Regions from separate parts of the Homo sapiens genome. Here all the other regions are linked to region 2. Evidence: chromatin loops called from intact Hi-C (ENCODE). Cell type or tissue: endothelial cell of umbilical vein. All regions are shown on one strand. Region 1 overlaps BABAM2 (BRISC and BRCA1 A complex member 2). Region 2 overlaps RBKS (ribokinase). Region 3 overlaps BABAM2 (BRISC and BRCA1 A complex member 2).

Region 1 (8,000 bases), 280 kb after region 2:
TCAGCCTCCCGAGTAGCTGGGCCTACAGGTGCCCACCACCATGCCTGGCTATTTTTTTTGTTTTGTTTTGTATTTTTAGTAGAGGCAGGGTTTCACCATGTTAGCCAGGATGGTCTCAATCTCCTGACCTCATGATCCACCCGCTTCGGCCTCCCAAAGTGAGATTACAGGTGTGAGCCACCGCGCCCAGCCCATTGAACATTTTTAATAGAAAGTTTTATCATCTCAATTTTCTCTTTTTACTTTGTATAAAGATATTTCTGTACCATGCACTCTTTAAGGACAGGCTCCATGCCTTATTCATCTGTATATCATTGCCTAATTTAGGTGATAAGCAAGGTTTTATCAACTTGATATATTCTTTCATTAATTAGAAATTGGCAGTAGGGGTAAATGACTTAGAAAATCTGTAAATATTCTCTCAAATGCCACTGTCTTTCATTTTTAGAGGCTGACAGGCCTTTTCAGCCTTTAGGTTTTAGAGACAAACACTAAAATTACCCAGAGCTTTGCCTACTTTCTAACAATAGTATTAAATGTAATTAATAATTAATAGGAATGGAGAGACGAGTTAGTTATAAAAGTACATAAATGTTTGTAACAATAAGCACAACCTGCTATATTTGAATATCTTCTTACAGCATATTTAAATTAAGTTTTTCCTTTTTAAGAACTAAAGTTTTAAGATAAGACTATTGTGTTTCGTTCCTATATGCTTTATGAACTTAAAATATTTTTATGGAGTCTGTAAGCTGCTATTAAAATTGTATTAACTTTTGGCTTTTATTCCATAGTATAATTATCCTTGATTACAGACTCCAGAAGAGGTAGTGTACAGAGGAGCTGTTTATTTCACAAAAAACTTGACATAGGATTCTAGAACTTCTAAGGATAAAGGCTGTTATTTTTGAGATAATTTAAACCCAAATAAATATTATTTTAGAGGAAGATTACAGTTAGGGTTTTTTTGAGGGGAGGGGACAACTATCTTCTGTTTTGAAGAACAAATACTCTTCATTGTGGGTTGTTGTGACACCCAGAATTTCTAGCAATACCATGTTTGATCCTATCTCTTTATTTCCTAACCTCCCTCTCACTCCCTCAACTCCACCCCAAAGAAAATTCTCAGGAATTACATCAAAAACACTATATCATGTTATCAGACTTCCTTTTCTTGATTCTCTAGAGTGACAATATCTTGGAAAGACAGGACAATGTTGAACATAGTTTTCATAAAATTCATGATTATATCAAGAAAATTAAATACCAACAGAGAGAAAACAAGGATGACCACTTGGTTTCTGGCTTAAGTAACTGGGTAGATGTTTGCGCCATTTACAGTAGTACCTCCATCCTCTTTTCCACTTTCTGGGATTTCAGTTACCTGGGTCAACTATTGTACAAAGAAATTAAATGGAAAATTCCAGAAATTAATAATTTATACATTTTAAAGTTTGTACTCTTCTGAGTAACATGATGAAATCTCATGACATCCGGCTCTGTCCCACCCAAGATGTGAATTGTCCTTTTGTCCAGCATCTTCACAATGTACAAGCCACTTTGCTCTAGCTGTGTACACTGCGTGCCCTTCCATCACTTAGTAGCCAATTAGCAGATCTGATATTGGTTATATCATATCTCTTTATGGATGTCTGATATAACCAATATCAGATCTGCTGTTGCTGGTACCACAATGCTTGAATTAAGTTGACCCTTATTTTACTTAATTATGGCCCCAAAGTGCAAGAGTAGGGATGCTGGCAATTCAGACATGCCACACAAGCCGTAAAGTGCTTTAAGTGAAAAGGTGAAAGTTCTAGAATTAATAATGAAAGAAAAAAACCCTATGCTGAGGTTGCTAAGCTTTACAGTAAGAATGAATCATCTATCCATGAAATTATGAAGAAGGAAAATGAATTTTTTGCATAGTATATAGGGGGTTTGATGCTATCCATGATTTTAGGCATCCACTGGCAGGTCTTGGAACATGTTTCCCATGGATAAGGAAGGACTATTGTATTTAGATGGGAGAATGGGGATTAGAGTGGGGTATAGGTTTGGGTGGGGGTGAGCACACTGAGGTGTTGATCAAGATTTCTATAATAATTTGGCAGTGTTGATTTGGAATTGCCTTTCAGACATCTAGGTGGAGATGTCCAGTAGCTAGGATATGCAAGTCTGGCATTCAGAAGAGAAACTGAGGTGGAACTATAAACTTGAAAGGGTTTAGCATGAAGGCATTTCTTATATCCATTGGAATGGTTAGCCTTCCTTCTTCCCTTCCTCCCTTCCTCTGTCCTTCCATCCTTCCTTCGTTAATCATTAAACAAGTGGTTCTCATTTAGATTTATTTACAGTTAATCATATTTCCAGCATGAACCAATTTTTCAACTCTCATTGTTATGTCAGCTGAACACACAAATTAACACATATTCTCCAAGAAATTGGGAAATACTGATCCTACTTCTTTAGCAACTTATTTTCTAAATTTATATAGAAAAAATTGCAGAAAGAAAAAATGGCAATAAAATCATTTCTCAAGAACCATTAAGTGTGCCAGAGTTTCCTCAAAACAGAAATTTCAGAATAGTGGATACCTGGCAGGGGTAGTAGGTAAGGGGATGAGAAAGGTAAGGGGCTACACAGGCCCTTCCTTTGTATTTCATGTTATGTTTCTTTATCTGCATGGTGGCTAGATTGGCATTCATTATATCAGTGATTAGACTATTTCATCTAAGGGAAAAAAACCAAACTCTTGCACATATTTCTAGAGAAAGTCTTCAGAATTTGATTACTCCAATGACAGTGTTTATTTGTTTTCTTTTTGTTGTAGTACAAGAGAGGCAGGAATTAGAGGTAAAATAAAAGCTCTTTGCTTCCTTTATTAGTAAATATAGCTTACTAAAGAAAAGTTTTATGACTAATTTTTGAATTGCAGTAAATAAGCATATTATTTCACTGTTCAAATACAATGGTCTGATCGTTGTATATTTTTTAAATTAAATTGAGCTCTAGGCCTTTGGTCAGGTACCTTACCTTCATACTTATTTTCATGGGAAATCCAGCCTAATTACATTGTATGGATTTACAGTGCTTATTAAGGAACATAATTCTCTGTAAATGTAAGCATTGCCTTTAATTTGAAGTAAAGGTGGGTGGATTTCATTTCACTGATTGAGACAGTGTCATAGACATTAGAAAATAAACTGTTAGGGTTTACGTTTTCACATAAACTCTTTGAAAAAGCCGGAATTATCTTAATGTTTTATTTGTAGTGGTATTAACAATAAAAGTTATATTATACTATTTTAAAAATATGTTACCTAAAAAATAAATTACAAATCTAGGCTCATAGTTAACATTATACTGTAGATATATTTCTGCAGGGTTAGTATACACTGTTTTGCACAGTGAATTCTTAAAAAGAAACTATAGGAGCTCACCATTTAAGAAACCCTTCAGCCACTCCTTCTATACAAAGAATAATATTTGTACATTCAGATTTTTAGATTAGATTTTTAAAAGTAGTTAAATTGGGCATCTTTTATCATATTTGTCTTTAATTAATGGTGTGACTCTGGGGAAAGTAAAGAAACCTCTCTGAGCTCCAGTCTTATCTTTAATTTCAAAAGTGAACTAGATAATCTCTGAGGTTCAGCCTTAAAATTCTGTGATACTCATTTAAAAATAACTGTACCATCCAGCATTTCAGAAAAAGCATTAAGGACATGTGTTTCATTTCCTTAAATGAAAACAGATTATAATGTATGTAATCAGAGCATTGAAAAGAGAAGGAGAGAGAGGTGATTTCAGTACCAAAATTTGTCTATAGGATAGACTACCTGGATGAGGCAAAAGGATCTATAGACTACCTGCCTCAAAAATCTCTAGATATAATGAGAGAGATGGTAGGTACTCCTTGAGATGAGATACTAGTCTGATGATGGCTTTTTTTGGTGATGGCTGTTGAACAACATGTAAATAAAAGCAGTAATCATGTTAGAAGAGACCAATCTGTGCCTGTGTTCTGTAGACTACATTGTTAAGAGCATGGTTCAAATATTTGAAAGAGAAAAGAAAACTGCTTTTAAAACCACTTACAATTACCTTGGCATTCTCATTTTAAGTAGCCATCTGCAAGCATATTAATTTTATTATTTCAGTGAACTCCCTATTTGATTAATCCGTGACCTGATTTAGTAAACATTTGTCAGGATATATCTTCCCTGGAGATACATTAAGCTTGGAGCATGTAAGGCATCTTTTTTCCTATTCAAACAGTGAAGTTAGGAAAGTGTTGTGGTAATAATGTGAGCACAATTGTCTAAGAACATTAAGAACCTTCGTCTGGATCTTTTGTTACCATAAAAGGCAATGTATCATGCTTTCCTGTTTTGCATGGATGAGAAGGGAGTAAAAAACACCAAAAGAATTTTTATTGCATAGAAATATTTCCTTCCTAGCAGTTGGTGAAGCAATAATGAGCCTACAAAACAATCTTCCTATAGCTGGGGAGAGGAGGGCAGGAAAACGTAGTGCAGCCAGCCACATAGATTCGCAGACTGGCAGGCTGGTCACAGAGCGCCTGCTTCCATCCAGAGTCCCTTCTACATGTAACTCTCCCCAGGGCAAAGCGCCTGCATGTGCTTCTTCTCACAGCCCTTTAAGATATACAGGGCAAGTAGGAGCTGCTTCTTTTCTAGAAGAAGAACTTATCCAAGCCTGTGGTGCAGACGATTGTTGTAGGCAGGCTAGAGCCACACTTACCTGATTCCCAATTTGTACGTAAGACCAGGCAAGGTCCACTGTGTTGAGAAGATGCTTTCTGTGAATCAAATTACTTGGTACAGAAAATGTTGCTTTCAGTGTATCTTGTGGCAACTTTAACATTGTAGACATCACCACTGAATAAGATGAATGCGTGGGAATTGTGGATTTGAAAACACTAAAAGTGGTTATCAGGCTTTAGCACATCTTAAGAGTCTGCATTTCCACTAGCCTAATTCACACTGGGCCCTTCTCAGCGTTTCTTAATGCTACGCTACTCCCACTTCCTTTCCTCTGTTTCCCTCACTTCAGCCCTAAATGAATTTAGGTTGTTGAACAGAAATGATCATAAATCCCTTTTTAAGCCAAATGAAAAGAGGCCCATAATTTCTTTAGTTTGTTTCAGACCCATTACCTTTCAGAAGGTCAAACCTGCCTCATTCTCTAGGTGTGGACATGATACGGATAACAAAAAGGCATGGGGATATGTTTTATCAAATGTCCTAAAGATGTTTTTACATGCAGTTTTTAATAAAAAACAATTATCTACTATGCATAAGAACTAAAGTAATAATGTGCAATGCATTTTGTGCTTTTTAATAATAAATTATTAGTAATGAAGTGGAGACAACTTAGAGTTGATTGTTTTCTTTGGAGGTAAGGAAACATATTGAAACTAAACAATAGTAGCTGCCTAAGATTTCATGATGTGACAGTGGCATATTGCTATGGGGGAAAAAAAACAACCATGCACAGAAGAACAAGCCATTCACCCTGATATCAGTAATTTGAAAGTGAAGAGCAATTCTTTTTCAGCGTGATATATTTTTCAGTTTTAGGTTAAAAGTGTTGCATTCCAAGGAAGGCACTACAGTGCGTTCTCAGTATAAAGCAAATAGTTTTGTGGTATTGGTTGTCTGATGTGGTTGAGCACTGGTATTTCATAGCTTTCAAAGAAACATTTTAAAGATAAAAAGAAGAGCAGAAATACTGGAAAAGGCAATATGTCATCTGAATTCTGTTGGTGCTTAAGAACAGCAAGGGCTATCAGTTACCCTTGAGTTCCAGTCCCAGTTTTGTCACTGACTCTGACCTTAGGCAAGTTATTTAACTTATTTATGCCTTTGTATCCTCTTCTCTAAAATGAATCTAATACCTGTCTCACAGTGTTAAGTTGTGAGGATGAAATAAAATAATGCCTGTGAAGCACTTCCTATAGTGCTTGGCATGTGAATCCTCAGATAATGATCACAGTTAAGGAATTGGATGGTTGCTATTTTCATGGTTCTTTAGTTTACAGGTTTTCAGAGTATTTTACTAGTAGACTCTATGCTTAATTAATTCATTCAACTTAATAGTAACCAGAAATAGTGTTCTTTCATCTGGAGTTGTAATTCCCTCACTTGTAAGTAATTTTTCTGCTGCCTCTTGTCTTTACTGAAAATTGATTCTGTTCGTTGCTGTGGAGGCCTCACCTTTCTCACTTCTCCTGATATACTGTGAAAATATTAAAACCTAATAATTTGTCCACATGCACCACTCTTTTCAGTAATCATTGCTGACTCTGTCAACCCTAGACTCATTCCCACTTTGCTAGACAACCTCAGTACCTGGGTCTTATCTTCTCTCCATCCTCTGCCATCATCCTCCCCAATTCTGGCACGTAAAATGATGATCCATTCATCCTTCTTCAGCCTGTTAGAGTCTTTCCAGCTCCATTTCTGCTCCCCACCTTTCCTTTTTGCTGCACCTTGTACTTCATCATCACTGCTCTGTTTCTAAAATATCAGTACTCTCTTTCTCTGCTTACCACGTCCTGAACTGCTGCTTCTTCCACTCCTCCACATCTGTGGAGCTAGATCTGTGCCTTCAGTCATTCACTCTTAGACTCTGCTGATTGCATGCTTAGCCTTGTCTCAAAGACCTACTACTTCAGTACCACCTCCTCAACCCTCCTAATCACGTTCTTTGTCCACTGTGATAGTCACTGCATGCTTTCCCGCTTTTTGCAATCTGCTGTTGGAACATTTTAGAAGCAATCTGAGAACCGTACTGATTTGGCCCACTACAAATTTGTGATTCTAATTTTATTTTGGGCCCTTTGTATGGCTTAACAGTAGTTATCAATTCTTCAGCACATTTGTTTTAATAACTATTAAATATTTCCTATTTTCTAGTCTCCTTATGCTTCCAGTCCTAACCAGCCCTCCCTTCCTCTTGGGACATGATCTTGCCTCTTATTTTTACTGAACCGATTGATGTTATTGCTGCTGTGTATGTACTATCATTGTCCCTGGGAGATTGATGAATAAAACATTACCTAGCAGTGTTTGTGTTCCTGAGGTCTGATTTGGCCTGTGGGTAACTAGATACTGACTCTTATCTTTGTCCCAGCGAGTGGCCATCTTTGATATAGATGATGTTTCTTTACTTGTGTATCTATATATTTGGTCATTTCGTGATCTGTATTTATTGAGCACAGTGACCTGTGTTAAGTAGGTAGTAAGGACAATTAGAAAGAGAATAAAACACATAGCCCCCCTTCCCTTTCTGTGAATTAATAATGAAGACAAACCTACCTAATTTTAGTAACATTTTGTTATTATACACTTGGTTCTAACCATGAATTTGGTTACCTTAAAGGTGTCCTGCCCTCTCTTGTGATGCACAGCAGAGTAAGATGCGCTTGACGGGTAGCGTGGCTGTCTTTTCCTTCTCACTCCAGGGTTATGATAGTTCCTGTTGTACACATGGATGATAGAGACACAGCGGCAACCATACAGGATTTTTATACTTGTACTAAGGACTTGGAGAGGGTCTAAAGGTAGGAAAGTAGTAGGAACTACCAAGTTGATTAGAATAACAGGCCTGGAAAGGCCTCTGAAGAGTGCGTTAAGAGAGAAATCATAGCTGGCCTTGGAAGGGAGAGGTGTCGTTTGGTGAGGCAGTGTGCATAGGATACCTCAGGGATGTGAGTGGTAAAGGCAGATAGGGCATTTTTCCAGAAGAAAATATGAATGTCAGTTATTATAGAAGTGTATAGATAGAATTTGCTCACCACTTTGTGTGTGTGTATGGAGTTGTGTTTGAAAGCAGAACTTGGATGGAATCTATGGATCAATTACTTTCCTCTTTTCTAGGGTTATGGGTATTGAGGGAGGCCAGGGGCATTGGAAGAAAAAAAATGTGTGTCATTCAAGTACCCTTGGGTGTCTTCATTTTGGGTAGTTTCC
Region 2 (8,000 bases):
CTTAAAAGTCCTGTGTGTTCAATTAATGCTTGCTGATGGACCGTCTCTCAGTTGCCCCAGTCTCCACCTTCTCACCAGATGTGAGATGCAGGGGTTCTGTGTTTTTCTGCACAAAGAGGGCAGCAGTTGGACTACTGAGCCCCAAACCACAAAGAAGCAGGGAGGCTCCTGGCTGACAGGGGCCTTCGGGTCAAAGACAAGAAGGCTGATCTGAAAAGTCACATTACATCCAACAGTGGAAAAACTCTTTGAAATTTAAACATAAAAGGGGCAGAAAAGGCCTTGTACTCTTTACAGAGGAGTGGAAGGGTAAGGAAGAGAGTGAACTTTTACTGTTTGCTCCTCATCAAGAGGCAGCAAAGCCGGGTATTTATATACACACACACACAACATTGACCTCATTTCATCTTCACACTGACCCTGCACTCCCCCGCCACTGAAACTTGAGGGAATTGAGTCTCAGAAACATCCAGTCATTTGTCCAGAGTCACAGAGCTGGTAAATGGCAGAGCTGCACTTTGTACCCAGACCCAGTGATTCCGCTCCCATCCTGTTTCACCACCCAGTGAAGGTTTGGGGCAAGCAGGCAAAGAGGGAGGGAAAAAGGAAGGAAATCAAGCTGAAAAGAGTCTCCCTCCCTTTTGACATCCTGTAATCCCTTTGTATTTCTCTTAGGACTCTGAGTTCATTGTGCTGAACGTTTTCTGTACAAGCCTTCGCTCTGGGACAATCTGAACTCTCTTTAGGGCAGGGACTACTTTTCTGTCCCCTCTGTTTCTCCTGCTGCCTTGTCCCTTGCTTTGAGTTGACCTGACTTATTGGTCCTGGTTCTATCATGTTCTTCTCTTCCCATGATCTCTTCTAAGGTGACCAGATGGCCCTTGCTGAACTACACGTGACTTTCTTTTGTGTTAGTGAAAATGAAGGTTAGGTTGCCATGGCCCAGAGTTACTTGACATTCTCATTGTTGAATCTATTTATACCACAAAGCTTTCAAGTGCCAATAAATTACTTGGCTGTTGATTCACATCTTCGGTATAACTATTTTTATACACTGGTATGATTTTTTTTTTAAACGGAAAGTGCTTTAAAAGTAGGAGCTGTATTGTATCACTGTGATTTTCCTGTAAGTCAAGTACTTTCCAGTCAATCATTCTTGGAATAATGAAATAGTTCTCATTGATACAACATGATGGTTTTAACCTTTTACTGAAAATTATTTTTGTGCCAAAAGGGGTGATGGCATAATTCATCTTCCTTCAATATAATACCCATGTGGCTACTACCCTTTGCCTTCTCACAGTGATTTCCTCTTAAGGAAGAGCTGCTCTTATAGAGTGGGTGTGGCATCTGAAACCCCTGCCTTCCTGAGGTCCTTGACACTTCTGGGTTCTGAGTTCTAGTGGTGCCCATTGAGGAAGCTGGGGAATCAGGGAAGCGCAAGGACAGGAAAACTGGCCCCATGGAATACCTGAGCCTTCTAATGGGGGTGGGAGGGGTGCCGGTGGGGAGGGTTGAGGATTTAGCAGGGCTGGTGAGAGATGACACTCATGAGCAGCTGGCGAGATGACCCCAAGGGGAGAATCTGAGAGGCAGGAGCCCCTGAGGCAGCGCCTGGAGCTGGGTATGGGTCTGGGTGGGCAGCCTCTGCTGCTAGGGCTCGAGGCAATGTTGCCATAGGGAGGCTGGTTTCTTATTTCCCTTCCCCTCCGTTTCAGACAATCCTGTCTGTCCATAGCTGCCTCACTCCTCTCTCCCTCCCATTGTCCCTTGCCTGCCTGGGCCCTTGACTATGGCCATGGGTTAGTTCCTTCACTGAAGGTACCTGACTCATGTCCCTGCTTCTTAAGGCTCTGCTCTCTAATAAACGCTGTGGAGCTGGCATAAATGTGTGACATCCCCAGCAGAGCACACTTCCATGTTAATCTGAGTCTGCTGGTCTGCGATAGCTTTTGTTTTGAGGCTCTGCTCAGAGTCAGGCTCTCTGCTGAGTGCTTTCCAGGTTATGGCCTTTGTTTTCATCAGAACCCAGGGGAGGTAGGCTTATTTGGGGCTGCGGTGTGCGATTAGGCAAAGTGGCATTGCGCAAGGGTGCCCAGCTGAGGGCTGAGAGTGGGCTGTGGGCCACGGCCAGCTCACCAAGCTGTGTGCCTAGCAAGAGGGGCAGCTTCTTCTATAATAATTTGCACAGGGTGTCACAGACGCCAGCAGCAACCCTGGGCCATCTTTATTTTACGCTGAGGAAACTGGGATTCAAGGAGGTTAAATCTCTTGCCCAGTGTAAAGAAAAGGTGGTAAATGGCAGTTGAGATTTGTACCAAGGTCATCTGTGCAGGAATTCAGCAGCAGAGCAGATGGAGAAGCTATTTTGGGGGAAAGAGACTGCCCACATTTTCCCATTTCCCCATGGGAAGGCTTATGTTTTCCATAGTGATGAAGAAATACAGGGATGGAAGAGGGAAGGCCATGAAGCTCCAGTGAGGCTCCACTGCATGGGGGGTCCATTTTCCTCTGTGTGCTTGTGGCAGGAGCAGAGAACATGAACTAGCGTTGTCCTGGGCAGGTGTGGGAGAGGAGCAGGGGTACAAAGGAATCAAAGGTTTCAGGAAAGAATATTTCAGATGAACAGTCGGAGAGTCTGACCTGGATCAGGAAAGAAGAGAGGTCAGGAGGGGGTCAACAGGCAAGGAGAAAGTACAGGGAACTAAGACAACTGGGAACGGCGTAGAAGAGTTGAAAGCCAGGGGCTGCTCAGAGAGGAGGATGTGAGGTTTTACCGGAGAACTGAAGTGGTTCCAAGGAGGTACTAGCAATGTCCTGGAGGTTGTCATGGGAGTGGGAGGCTGCAGTGGAGTGGAGGTGAAGAGTCACCAGAATAGAGGGCATCTAGGAGCTATGAGACTTGGTAATGGTTCATCCTCATGGCACTGAAGTCATCCCACATCATGACAGCATTGGGACAGAGAGAAAAATGGTCATGTAGGCGCCCAAGTCCTAGATAAACAGACATGGAGCAGGAAAGGAAGTTGGGGGGTATGTAGCCATACAGTTTCAGCTGCTATGAATATAATGGGTCCTAAATCAGTATCTTTAGCCCAGACTCTCCTCTGTCTTTGGATTTGTGTATCTAACCACCCGTGAGCCTGCTTAACCTGGCTCATGTCTCTTGCAGGCAACTCTAACTCAACACGGCCGAAATGAACTCAAAACTCTGCCTTAACATGGACCTCTTCTTATCTTTTCAGCTTGTGGCACCTCCACACTGAAAACCTGGGGGTCTCCTGGGCATCTCCTTCCCATATACTTCATCAATCACCAGTTGTCGAGTTTAAATCCTAAATGTTTCTCAAATCTGTCCTCTTGTCTCCACTCCTACCCCCACTGCCCCAGTAATGTTCACATCACCTCACAGGGTCACATTAACTTCCAAGCCAGTCTCCCTGCCTCCGGTCTGGACCCTTCCAGCCCATCCTCTACACTACTGCAAATCTGTCCACGTGGCCCCCGTGGCATCAACTTCTTAACATGGCACACGAGGTTCCCTAAACCACTTTTCCAGTTTCATCTCTTACTTCCTCCTATTCACTTAAGGAACTTACTTCTTCCTATTCACTTACGGGTCTCAGTACATGGAGACACCTCGGCTTGGACTTTTCCCTAGACTAACTCCTATACTCATTTTTGGAGACTCAGCTTGGGTATTAACTTGGCCATCACATATTTATTGCCTAGCACTATGTTCAAAGCACTGTGCTGTCCCGGAAACCACCAGTCTCAGGCCCTCTGGCTGCCCCCTGCCCTCCCCTTGAGGGTAGCACGCCTGTCTTCATCACCTCCCTGTCCTGAGACCTAGTGCAAGGCCTGGACCATAGCTGAGGTAGGCACTGACCGAACCAAGAACTGTCAGGAGGATGGGTGCTGAGCGATGAGGTGAGGAGCACACACTGTCCCAGGAACGCCCTGTAGGAGGATGACAATGGAACAGATGCATGAAAGTTCTGGTTTGCCAAATTCCAGTTGATAGAAAAGGGGACAAGTTGGAGGAAATGATGGGTATGAAGTGTAGCTGGGAAAAACCCCCAAGTGATGAAAGTCTCCAAGGTAAGATCTTGTCAGGCAGCTCTAACAGATTCCAGACAATCTTGCAAGAATGACGTCACTACCAAGCTTCACTTGTTAGGAATCCGTACCCACGCTGAATGAGTCACTACCCAAACTGCCGAGGGACCCTAACAGTTACAGCGCGTGCATTCCTCCCCGATGTCTTCATGCATTCCATCTCACAAGTAGATGCCACTTTCTTCTCTTTTCAAAACCTCTCCCTACACAAAGCTATTCAGAGCCTACACTGTGGACATGAATTCCTCAGCCATGCTTGTGGTTTTAGAAGCCAGGGAAAAGCAAATGGGATGAAACATGACTAAATCATAAGTCAATGCATTATTTCTTAAAAAAGAATATTGCCAGGGGTTCAGGAAAGGGAGAGAGGGCAAATGTAAACCACCAGGGTCTCTGTTACCTCCCACCACCATACTGGGGCCACCAGATTCCACCAACAGGGTCAGCCTTGCTGGCTACACTGGGTTTAGGTCAGAATTTCTTCAAGGGAGAGTGTTTCAAGGAGGGCTGCGCCAGCTGCTGAGATGGCTCATACTTAGGCTGGCCCAGGGGCCAGGCTTGCTCTGCGCTCTCTTCCAAGTTCTAAAAATGGGGCTTCTGCCTTGTTCTTGCCTGCAGGAGGCTGAGGCGTGAGTATCTAGCTGACTGGGCCTGGGAACGTAAAAGTCATTCTTTGTCCTCCAAGGGTTAATCACTGACAGGCAGGAGATATGGGTGTCATATGTACCTGGTTTTAAGTCCTGCCTCTGCCCCTTGTTGTTAGGTGTCTTTTTTTTTTTTTTTTTTTTTGAGATCGGCTCTTGCTCTGTCACCCAGGTTGGGTTACAGTGGCGCGATCACGGCTCACTGCAGCCTCAACCTCCTGGGCCCAAGCAATCCTCCCACTTCAGCCTCCTGAGTAGCTGGGACTACAGGTGCAAGCCACCACTCCTGGCCAGCTCTGTCATCTTTTAAGAATGGTAAATTCACTGTCTTTTCACTGGCAATAAAGGTCTTGTGTCATTTTTATTTCTATTCATACAACTGGAAAATGTTTTTTTCAACTGGGACAATGCAGTAAATGGTTTGGATTTCAGACAGACCTGGGTTTAAGTCCTAATTTCACCACTTACTAGCTGTGTGACCTCTGGCAAGTCACTCAGCTTTTCTGTGGGTTTATTTATCTGTACAATGGGAACTTACCTCATAGGGCCATTGTGAAGACTGAATTAAGTAATGTATGTGAAAAGGCTTAGCACAGTGCTTGGCACAGAGCAGGTGTTCAACAAAGGTGAGGCAGACAAAGATGGTATTATCTCAGTGGCCCCTTAAGTTGCTCAAGTTTTTGGCAGAGAAAGCCCATGACCTAGGTCAGAGGGGGCCAGACAAGGCTTCTAAGAAACAAAGTAGGTCACCATCCTAGGGCACAATCCATAGGATTGTGAGACAAGGGGTTTATGCTGTGACTGGCTTTATGTTTCCAGCTCACAGTAGAAGGATAAAGGCATCCAGGAATGCACTTGGAGCCAGGAAGAGGTGAAGGCCAGTGTCCTGTGGCCCTTGTTTATGAGGGATGCCAGGCTCCAGAGAGTTCCAGCCATGGTCAACATTGTGTGCTGGGGTCTCTGAAATCCATTCCCCATGCTTTCATTTGGGGAGGACGTGCAGAGGGAGAACACTGAGAGAGGCGTCTGGACAGAGGCCTAGAGCTGGGGCGGGTAAGGCTGCAGGACAGGATGGGAACAGGGTTACTGCTGGCAGGGACAGCCTGCACTTCCTCAGTAATGCCAACTTGATGGAGCATTCCACTGTCTACCACAGCTAGCCGGCCACTGGGCAGAGGGCTGCCACCCATGGAGAGGAGATGTAGCAGAGGCTGGAGGACGGGGCAGGCAGGCTGAACAGATGGTGCAGGAACAGTGTGATTTTGGAGGACGTCTCTAGCAGGGCAGTGCTGGAACCTGAGGTCAGGGCCTATCCTGATTAATGATGGATATAGGGCCACCTGACCTACTTACTCCATGTCATCAACCTCGCCACTCAGAGTGAACAGAAGGGCCCTGCCTACAGCCTTCATTTCATCCAGGGCATGCATTCCCAACTGGGGCTATATCTCCCCGAAAGGGGTCAAAATCCATTCTTGGTGGCAGTGCGTGAAAAAAATCTTAGATATTACACAAATGCTCTCCAAAGGGCCACAGTATACACACACACACACACACACACACACACACACACACACACACAAGCGGTCCCAACTTATGATGGTTCGACTTATAATTTTTCAAGTTTATGACAGTGTGAAAGTGATACATATTCAGTACAAACTGTAATATAATGTTTGGTAGGTGTGTTAGGCAGTTCTTGCATTGCTATAAAGAAATACCTGAGGCTGGCTAATTTATAAAGAAAAGAGATTTAACTGGCTCATGGTTTTGCAGGTGTACAAGCATGGTGCTGGCACCTGCGTGGTTTCTGGGGAGGCCTCAGGGAGCTTTCACTCATGGTGGAGGACGAAGCAGGAGCAGGCATGGCACATGGGGAGAGCAGGAGCAAAAGAGAGTGACGGGGAAGATGCCACGCACTTTTGTTTTTGACACAGGGTCTCACTCTGTCACCCATGGCTTACTGCAGCCCCAACCTCTGGAGCACAAGCCAGCCTCCTGTCTCAGTTTCCCGAGTAGCTGGGGAAAAAAAAAAAAAATATATATATATATATATATATATATATATTTTTTTTTTTTTTTTTTTTTTTTTTTTAGAGAGAGAGTCTTGCTATGTTGCCCATGCTGGTCTTGAACTCCTGAACTCAGGCAATCCACCTGCCTTTGCCTCCCAAAGTGTTGGGATTATAGGTGTGAGCCACTGTGCCCCACCACCATACTTTTAAACAACCAGATCTTGAGAGAACTCACTCACTATTTTGAGGAGAGTGGCAAGGGGATGGTGCTACACCATTCATGAGAAATCCACCCCCATGATCCAGTCACCTCCCACAAGACCCCAGCTCCAACACTGGGGATTACAATTCAACATGAGATTTAGCAGGGACAGCATCTCAAGTATAGCAGTAGGTTAGCTGTATTAAATGCATTTTCTATTAATTATATTTTCAGTTTACGGTTGGTTTATCTGAATGTAATCCCATTGTAGGTCAAGGAACATATGTTTGTGTGTGTGTGTGTGTGTGTGTGTATGTGTGTACGTGGTATAAAAATTTCACGGGGGAAGAGGGAGGGTGATTAGGAAAAAAAGTCTCAAAAAAGTTTCCTTGGCATGGGATGATGATGAAAAACAAAGTTTGAGAAAAAATGAAGCAGGACCTCTTGTCCCAAAGAACTACCAGTGGCCCAGTCAGGGACTTCTAGTGAGTTAAGAAGCCCTGCGCAGCAACTCTAAGTTCAATGCACGCTAATACCTCCCTGCTTTCCTCACTGAGCCAGAAATCCCTAGCTCTGTCAGCCAGTTCCTCTCCTGTTTACCTCCATTTACAGTCTCCATGGCCACCAGTGAGTCCTAGGGACACTCAACCCCTGGAGTGAGGAATTTAACAAGAAGATGAGAACCCGCGTGGCATGGCCTATCTTTCCCAAAGTGGGAAAGTGGAAAGGTTCTCCCCTATGCAGACAGGACTGAGCGGTCTGTTTGTGAACATGCCATTAGGCACAGTGCCGCTTACACAAGAGCCTAGTTCCACAGCTCAAATCTGAATTTTTCTTTTTCTTTCTTTTCTCTTTAAAAAATATTTTTATAGAGACAGAGTCTCTCTTTGTTGCCCAGGCTGGTCTCAAACTCCTGGCCTCAAGTGATCCTCCTGCCTTGGCCTCCCAGAGTGTTGGCATTACAAGCACGTGCCACTGTACCTGGCCAAAATCTGAATTTTTCTAACTTCTCTTATCAGT
Region 3 (8,000 bases), 120 kb after region 2:
GCACGTGCCACCACGCGCAGCTAATTTTTGTATTTTTAGTAGAGATGGGGTTTCACCACGTTGGCCAGGATGGTCTTGATCTCTTGACCTCATGATTTGCCCGCCTCATCCTCCCAAAATGGTGGAATTATAGGCGTGAGCCACCACGCCCGGCCCAAAGTGTTTTTTTAAATTATGCACCCTGTCTTAGTCAGTTTGGGTTGCCATAACAAAATACCTTAGACTTGGTAATTTATAAACAGCAGAAGTTTATTGCTCACAGTTCTGATGGCTAGAAAGTCCAGGATCATGGCTCTGGTAGATTGTGTCTGGTGAGGGCCCGTTCCTCATAGATGATGCCTTCTCTGTGTCCTTGCATGGCAGAAGGGAAAAGGGGCAGACGAGCTCCCTCAGGCCTCTTTTATAAGGACGCTAATCCTATTTATGAGGCCTCCGTTTTATGACCTAGTCAGCTCTCAAAGGCCCTACCTCTTAATACCAACACATTGGGGATTAGATTCCAATAAGAATTTTGAGGGGCCACTAACATTCAGTCTATAGCACACCCCAAATTATTTTATTGTGTACCTCTGCTACATGCATATTTACTTATAAAAATATATTTATAGATTATAAAACATACATAAAATATAAGCTAAAAATGATATAAAGATAAAATTAACAACACTGTAAAAATAATTTATATTACTTATATTGTGGTATTTTCACCTGCCATACCTGAAAAAGAAATCTGAAAAAATATGTAGATACTAATGGAAGAAATGCTTTTGTCGTAAATTAAGTGTCCAGAAATGTGAGGGTCTGTCTCTGAACTCTTTATTCTGTTTTACTGGTTTGTCTATTTTTGTACCAACATGAGTATTTTAATTACTAACATTTATAGTAAATTTTGAAATCCAGTATTGCAAATTTCCTACCAAAGTTTTTCTTACTGTGGTAAAATACATGTAACATAAATTTACTATTTTAATCATTTTTAAGCATACAGTTCTGTGGCATTAAGTATATTTACATTGTAGTACAGTCATTACAACTATCCATCGGAAACTCTGTACCCATTAAACTATAGCTTCCTATTTCCCTCTCTCCTCAGCCCCTTACAACTACTGTTCTACTTTCTCTGACTGTGAATTTGACTACTTTAGATACCTCATGTAAGTGGAATCATATAGTCTTTGTCCTTTTTTGACCAGCTTATTTCACTTAGCATAAGGTCCTCAAGATGTATCCATGTTGTAGCATGTGTCAAAATTTCCTTCCTTTTTAAGGCTGGATAATATGCCATTCCATTGTGTGTGTGTGTGTGTATATGTATAGTATTGTATATATATATAATGTATAGTACTACATTTTGTTTATCCATTCATCCATGGATGGACACTTGGATTGCTTCTACCTTTTGTTTATTGTAAATAATCCTATCAAGTTTTTGTTCTTCAAGATCATCTGATCTATTCTAGGTTCTTGGCATTCCATTTGTATTTTAGAATCTGCCTTTCAGATTGCAGATCAATTTAGGGAGAACTTACAACTTTTCATTATGAGTCTTTTTTTTTCTCACTCCGTGGCTCAGGCTGGAGAGCAGTGATGTGATGATGGCTCACTGCAGTCTTGACCTCCCTGGCTCAGGCGATCCTCCCACCTCAGACTCCCAAGTAGCTGGTACTACAGGCACATGCCACCATGCCCACTAACTTTTTGGTATTTTTTGTAGAGACAGGGTTTCTCCATGTTGCCCAGGCTGGTCTTAAACTTTTGAGCTCAAGTGATCCACCTGACTTGGCCTTCTAACGTGCTAAGATTACAGGCATGAGCCACTGTGCCCGGCCTCATTATGAGTCTTTTAATCCATGAACATGATATCTCTGTTCATTTATTTGTTTACTTATTTTCTTCTTAATAATAGCTTTCTGCATAGAGATCTTGCACATCTATTGTAACATTTATTTCTATATATTTGATCATTTGATATTATTTTAGATGGCATCTTTCTAAAAGTTTTATTTTCTGACAGTTGATGGTATATGGAAATACAATAGACTTCTATGTATGCTCTAACAACTTTGCTAAACCCACATATTCATTCCAATAGTGCATATGAACATTTACAAAATTTTCTATGTTCACAGTCACATTTTCTGCAAAAAAGTAAGTTCTGTTTCTTCTTTTCCAATTTTTATACTCCTTATTTCCTCCATCCTGGCTAAGACCTCCAGTACAATGTTGAATTAAAGTGATGAGAGTTGGTATTCTTGTCTCATCCTCTATCTCAAAGAAAAAAATTTTAATGTTTTGTTTTTAAGTATGATGTTGCTTTAAGTTTTTTGTAGATAGCTTTGATCACATTAAGGAAGTTCCCTTTTATCCCAGTTTATAGAGAGCTTTTAAAATTATGAATGGATGTTTAATTTCATCAAACACTTGTACTTATTAAGATAATCCTATCAATTTCCTCTTATTCTCTTAGCAGAGTTAATTAAATGCACATATTAGAAAAGAAGAAAGGTTGAAAATTAATAAGCTAAGCATCTATCTGAAAAAGTTAAAGGATTTTTTCCCGATCCTAGTTAGCTGTTAAAAACTGTATGTGAGCCCATCATTCCTACTGAAACCATATTGTAATTTAAACCACATTTTTGTTATAGGGACACCTACCAACATTTAAAAATACTTCCTACTCTAAAGTAGAGTTGAAGTTTATCATTTATAAATGGAGATATGGCATAGAAGCTGAGAATAACAGTTGACGCCACATGAACTGGCAAACACATTTTCTTGAATATTTTAATTTTGTAATTTTTAAAACATTCTGGGCTGAGTCACTTATTTTGGTGATGGCATTTTGGAATCCTATGCTAAGAATTAAATGTATCATTTTTTCTAGGAGGGTCTAGCCATAGTTTTTAGGCTTTAGAGATAGAATGTACTTGATGTATCAAGAATATCATATGTCATCAAATGCATAGCCCCATTCCCCTGAAAATCAACCGAGAAAATCTATCTGAATGCAATTTTGTCTTCTTTTACCGATTTTAATTTGTCCTTTTTGCTTGTAAAAAGGTCTAAGACTTGACCTTGTGGATTTGGTCTGGCCAGTCAGATGGGGTATAATTATAGCCCTTTCAAGGCTGAATATGTAAGATTCCATGAACCAGTTCAGATGCCTTTGCAGATAAAATGCTCATGTTTTAGATTATTTAGATAGATGTTAAGATACCCTTTGTCAGTCTTCCAGCTTCTTTACTGCTGCATCCAGTCTAGAAACCATGATAATTTTTGAAACTGAGTAATCTATGTTAGATTTAATTCAGAGAAAATAAATTCTAAAAGATGAAAATGTAGTTAATATTAGTTAACAGTAATTTACTGTAATATGTGACTTTTTTTTAAAAGGTGGTTATTGATCTTTGAGCATATTTTATTTGAGAGTCACTTGTTATTTTAGGTTGCCAAAGTTGAAGACTTCCTTCTCAGCTGATGTTAAATATTGTTGGTTTAGCACAAACGTCACTATCAAGAAAACAGGAAGCTATGTAGGACACATGCCAAATGGTAAATTAATAGTCAGGGTAAAGGAAACTGACGTAGACTCAGGGAAGGAACCCTGGACTCATCTACTTTGTTCTTTTTAGGTGGCTTGAAGAATAGAAATGGTCTAAGTCATTATTTTTTTCCAGACAGTGTATCAAAAAACAGGGTTAGCCCTATTAAGCCAGAAAGAATATATTTTCTTATATTTTGCATTATTTTAAAACTGCTAATGTTTTAAAGGTTGTAGAATATCTTCATATAGCTTTGTTAATCTAGATTAGTTCTTGGCTGTCACTAAAAAGCCTATAAAGTATAGTAAAATTTGCCTACTTTTATTTTTTTATAGTGAAACCTTAACATTTGAGTCGGATCTCAGTAACTAGGAACAAATGATAATTTAAAGAGGAGTCAAATCCAAATTTACCTTTCATTATTTACTTAAACTTTATATATATAGTTTGCTAAATCAGTGAACAGTGTCATCATTGTAGAGTCTGTGTCAAGTTACGGGGGGCTTGTTCCCTCTCTTGTAGCCTTGATTTATGTGTTTACAGTTTTTATACTTATTACTGATAAATAATTTTCTTTTCATTAGAACGCATGTAATAGAACTTCTTTTTGGCAATATTTTGTCATCTTTTACTTCTCATTTTTCTAGGTACTTAATAAAATATCATTTGTTGAAAACATTTATAGTTCACCAATTATGAGATTTATAGTTATAAATCTTTATAAGCCACTAATTATGATTTATAATTCACTAATCATAAGATATTAATCTGATGGTTTTCTCTTAAATTATTGAGAGATGGTTTAATGTAGTAATTAAGAAAGTGGGCCATGGAGGCAGACATCCTGGGTTTGGATCCCAGCTCTGTCACTCACTAGCAAGTTACATAAGCATCTACGTGCCTCAGTGCCCTCATCTGTAAATTGGGGTAATAACAGCACCTATCTTGGAAGGTTGCTGTAAGTTTAAATAGTTTAATATAATTAAAGAGCTTAGAATAGTGCCTGCCACATTAGTAAATGCCCGACAAATATTAGCTGCTGTTATTTGTTTATTGTGGAAATATAATAATTATAGGTAATAACTTAAAGTTTAAATTCTGAGTTGTGTGTACAGTTCTTCAAAGGGAAAACCTTCCACAAATAATCACACTTTTGCCTTTCTTGGAGGTGAGGATGAGCACATCATCCCAATTCCAGTTAAATCAACAGTCTTTTTTTCTTGTTGTTGTTTTTAATCATGAAAAGAGTACAACACTAGGAGTCAAGATATATGCATTCATTCAGCAAACCTTTATCCTCCTACATAGTTGTTGGAGTGTTCACCTCCTGGATATCAGTGCTAGACACTGGAGATTTAAAGATGCCTAGGCCATGGAGACTAAGATATGGTTAGCGTGTCCTGTAAGTGGTTTCCAATCCCAGAGTGCCAGTGAGACCCTTTGCTCTTTGATGTCATCATCTGTAAAATGACAGTTCTTGAACTTAGTTTATGAGTGTTAGTAATATGCTAAAATTTCATCAGTGCTGGATACTTAGCACTGTGCTAGGTGCTATACTAGGACTTACTTAAAAAGGAGTATAACATAGCGCTTGACACTAGAATCTTATGATCTGGTTGGGAAAACAAGCCACAAGGAGAAAAATAGACAAATAATACTGGGAGTCATGTGATTAAATGTAAAATAAGAGACTCAACAGATGAGAATGTGCGAAGGTTCTTACGCTCAGCATTTTATTGCGTCAATGATTAACTGCCATTTCTGTAATAAAGTACTAGATTAAACTACCTCCTTTGATGCTATCAAGAATTCCCGCTTGATAATTCCCACTTTCATAATCTGTATAATGTGAGTTTAACTCCCTTTGTTCACTCACATGTTAAACTTTAAAATAGTGCATTCCTGGTATATTTAGGTAATTTGAAATTGGTAAAAGATATATTTTTACAGCATAGTTTTTATCCAAAATCCTTTCTGTACTCTAACACCAAGATATGTTTTTTGTTCTTGTTACTGCTATATTCCTAGCACTTAGTGCCAGACACACAGTGAACACTGATGAAATATAGTTGAGAGACAAATTTGAAATTATACTTAACCGTCAGCAATTTTAAAATATTTAAAAATAATTTTTAAATTAAAAGTGATTCAATTTGGAATACTGGCTTTTTCAACCTTGGCTCTAACTATGTGTGAGGACAAGTTGCCATTCTATAAATATAATTTTAATGTAGCCAGTAGCTTTTTCTTTACTAGCTTTTTCATACTTGTATAAGGAAATGGCTTTCTAGATGAGTGAATTTCCCTGCTTTATTAGTTATCTGTTACTGATTTATGACAGCAGCTTCATGGGAGACCTTAAGCTAGAACTGCCCAGCCAAGCCATTCCCAAATTCCGACCCAAAGAAACTGTGAAAGATAATAAATGTTAGAAATGTGAAGTTTTGTGATATCACAGTATAAAGACTTTCATATGCCTTACTTGAAGACTGTTCATCAGTATATCACCCTGAATTCTTTCCTTCTGAGAAGGAGTGAAGTACTTTAAAAGAAAAAGATAAAATCAGGCCATCATAGCCAAGTTTTCCTAGTCAAATAGAAAAGGGTTGTATTTAGCCTTAAAAGATTTTATAATTGTGTAAAACCGTGGCTCATGCCTATAATCCCAGACTTTGGGAGGCTGAGGCGGGAAGATTGCTTGAGGTCAGGAATTCGAGACCAGCCTGGGCAAAGCCCTGAGACCCTGTCTCAAAAAGAAAAAAAAAAATTTAGCTGAGTGTGGTGGTGCACCTGTAGTCCCAGCTACTTGGGAGACTGAGGTGGGAGGATTCCTTGAGCCCAGATGTTCAAGGCTGCAGTGAGTTATAATTGTGCCACTGCACTCCAGCCTGGGCTCTAGAGCAAGACACTGTCTCCTAAAAAAATTATAATAGTAAAATAGTTCATAGTTCATGTTCATTATAAAAATCAAAACAATGCAGAAAGCAGATGGGTGCAGTGGCTCATGCCTATAATCCCAGCTCTTTGGGAGGCTGAGGCAGGAGGATCACTTAATTCCAGGAGTTTGAGACCAGCCTGGGCAACATGGTGAAACCTTGCCTCTATTAAAAATACAAAAAATTAGCCAAGTGTGGTGGCATGTGCCTGTGGTCCCAGCTACCTGGGAGGCTGATGTGGGAGGATCGCCTGAGCTCGGGAGTTTGAAGCTTCAGTGAGCTGTGATTTCACCACTGTACTCCAGCTTGGGTGACAGCAAGACCGTGTTTCAAAAAATTTAAAAAAAAATGCAGAAAAGTAATTAGAAGAATCTTGTAAAAATCATTTCAAATCCGGCCACATTTTGGTTACTCTCCTTCTGAAATCTGTCTATGTGTGTAGATATACATACTTTCAAGTGTCCTTTTTCCATAAGTGGAATCATACTATTTCCATGTATTTTTAAAGCTTTTTAAACATTACCATGGGTTTAGAATTTACCAAAACTCCCCTTAGTGCTATATGACATTGGAAAGATCACTTACTTGAAGTGGGGATGGGAGTGGGTAATACTCCCCAAAAGCACAATCAAGTCAAAATGGTAATCTCCAGTTAGCTGCAGGCCTTCTGTTTTGCTGAGAGGAATATACAGATTTGGGGCCAAGAGTCAAACTCCTCAAGGCAACAGAGGAAAGCTCTTTTAAACCCATGCTCTTTTTTTTTTTAGGCAGAGTCTCGCTCTGTTGCCCAGGCTGGAGTGCAGAGGCATGATCTCAGCTCACTGCAACCTCTGTATCTTGGGCTCAAGCGATTCTCCTTCCTCAGCCTCCCTAGTAGCTGGGACTACAGGCATGCACACCACACCTGGCTAATTTTTGTATTTTTACTAAAGATGGGGTTTCACCATGTTGGCCCCGCTGGTCTTGAACTCCTGACCTCAGGTGATCTGCCTGCCTCAGCCTCCCAGAGTTGTTGGGATTACAGGCGTGAGCCACTGTGCCCTGCCCCTATGCTCTTTTTTGATTAACAGAAAAACGAGCACCCTCCTCTTGTGCAACTTGAATTTTCACAGTAAATTAAAGAACATGACCAAACCAATTTTAGACAGAGGTAACTTAAGAAGAGGAAACAGTTTAATCTTAGAAGAAACTTGAGGTACATGGCACTGGCTTGTTTCCTATACACCTATTTATCCTAGATAATATAAGGAAGATAGAATGTAACATATCTTAAATGATTTGCCCAACATTTCATTGGAAGACAAGCTGAGTGCCACTTAGGAGAAAGAGACCTACTAATGGCAGCTTTCCTCTGTTCCCTTGAGCACTTTGGCTCTTGGCCTCACATTTGTAGATTCCTCTCAGCAAAGCAGAATCCCTGCACCTAACTGGAGATTATAATTTTGACTTGAGTGTGCTTTTGGGAAGTATTACTCTTCATACCCCTGTCCCCCATTCCCACTTATGATATTGGAAAGTAAGT

What was found. Hi-C counts contacts between places; a loop is a spot of excess contacts. Peaks named below come from ENCODE experiments on the same cell type or tissue, not always from the same donor. Only the 100,000 strongest peaks of a DNase experiment are listed, where the experiment ranks them.
Region 1: it touches region 2 in a loop (5-fold over the local background); 2 of 110 quality-filtered maps call a loop at or near these places.
Region 3: it touches region 2 in a loop (6-fold over the local background); 4 of 110 quality-filtered maps call a loop at or near these places.

Annotation. Positions count from the first base shown.
Region 1 is chr2:28,076,611-28,084,610 of GRCh38, forward strand. The region is part of intron 6 of BABAM2 (BRISC and BRCA1 A complex member 2); the gene reads left to right. Among named protein-coding and RNA genes, the nearest start is that of MIR4263, 84 kb to the left of the region's middle. In endothelial cell of umbilical vein, no CTCF peak of the experiment used is centred here; a DNase peak (open chromatin) is centred at 4,371; H3K27ac peaks cover 1,965 bases.
Region 2 is chr2:27,795,163-27,803,162 of GRCh38, forward strand. The region is part of intron 7 of RBKS (ribokinase); the gene reads right to left. Among named protein-coding and RNA genes, the nearest start is that of MRPL33, 27 kb to the left of the region's middle. RefSeq lists enhancers at 3,340-4,305, 3,486-4,685. In endothelial cell of umbilical vein, no CTCF peak of the experiment used is centred here; DNase peaks (open chromatin) are centred at 949 and 4,229; H3K27ac peaks cover 3,391 bases.
Region 3 is chr2:27,917,161-27,925,160 of GRCh38, forward strand. All of the region lies in intron 2 of BABAM2 (BRISC and BRCA1 A complex member 2), which reads left to right. Among named protein-coding and RNA genes, the nearest start is that of BABAM2-AS1, 30 kb to the left of the region's middle. In endothelial cell of umbilical vein, no CTCF peak of the experiment used is centred here; a DNase peak (open chromatin) is centred at 3,551; H3K27ac peaks cover 2,019 bases.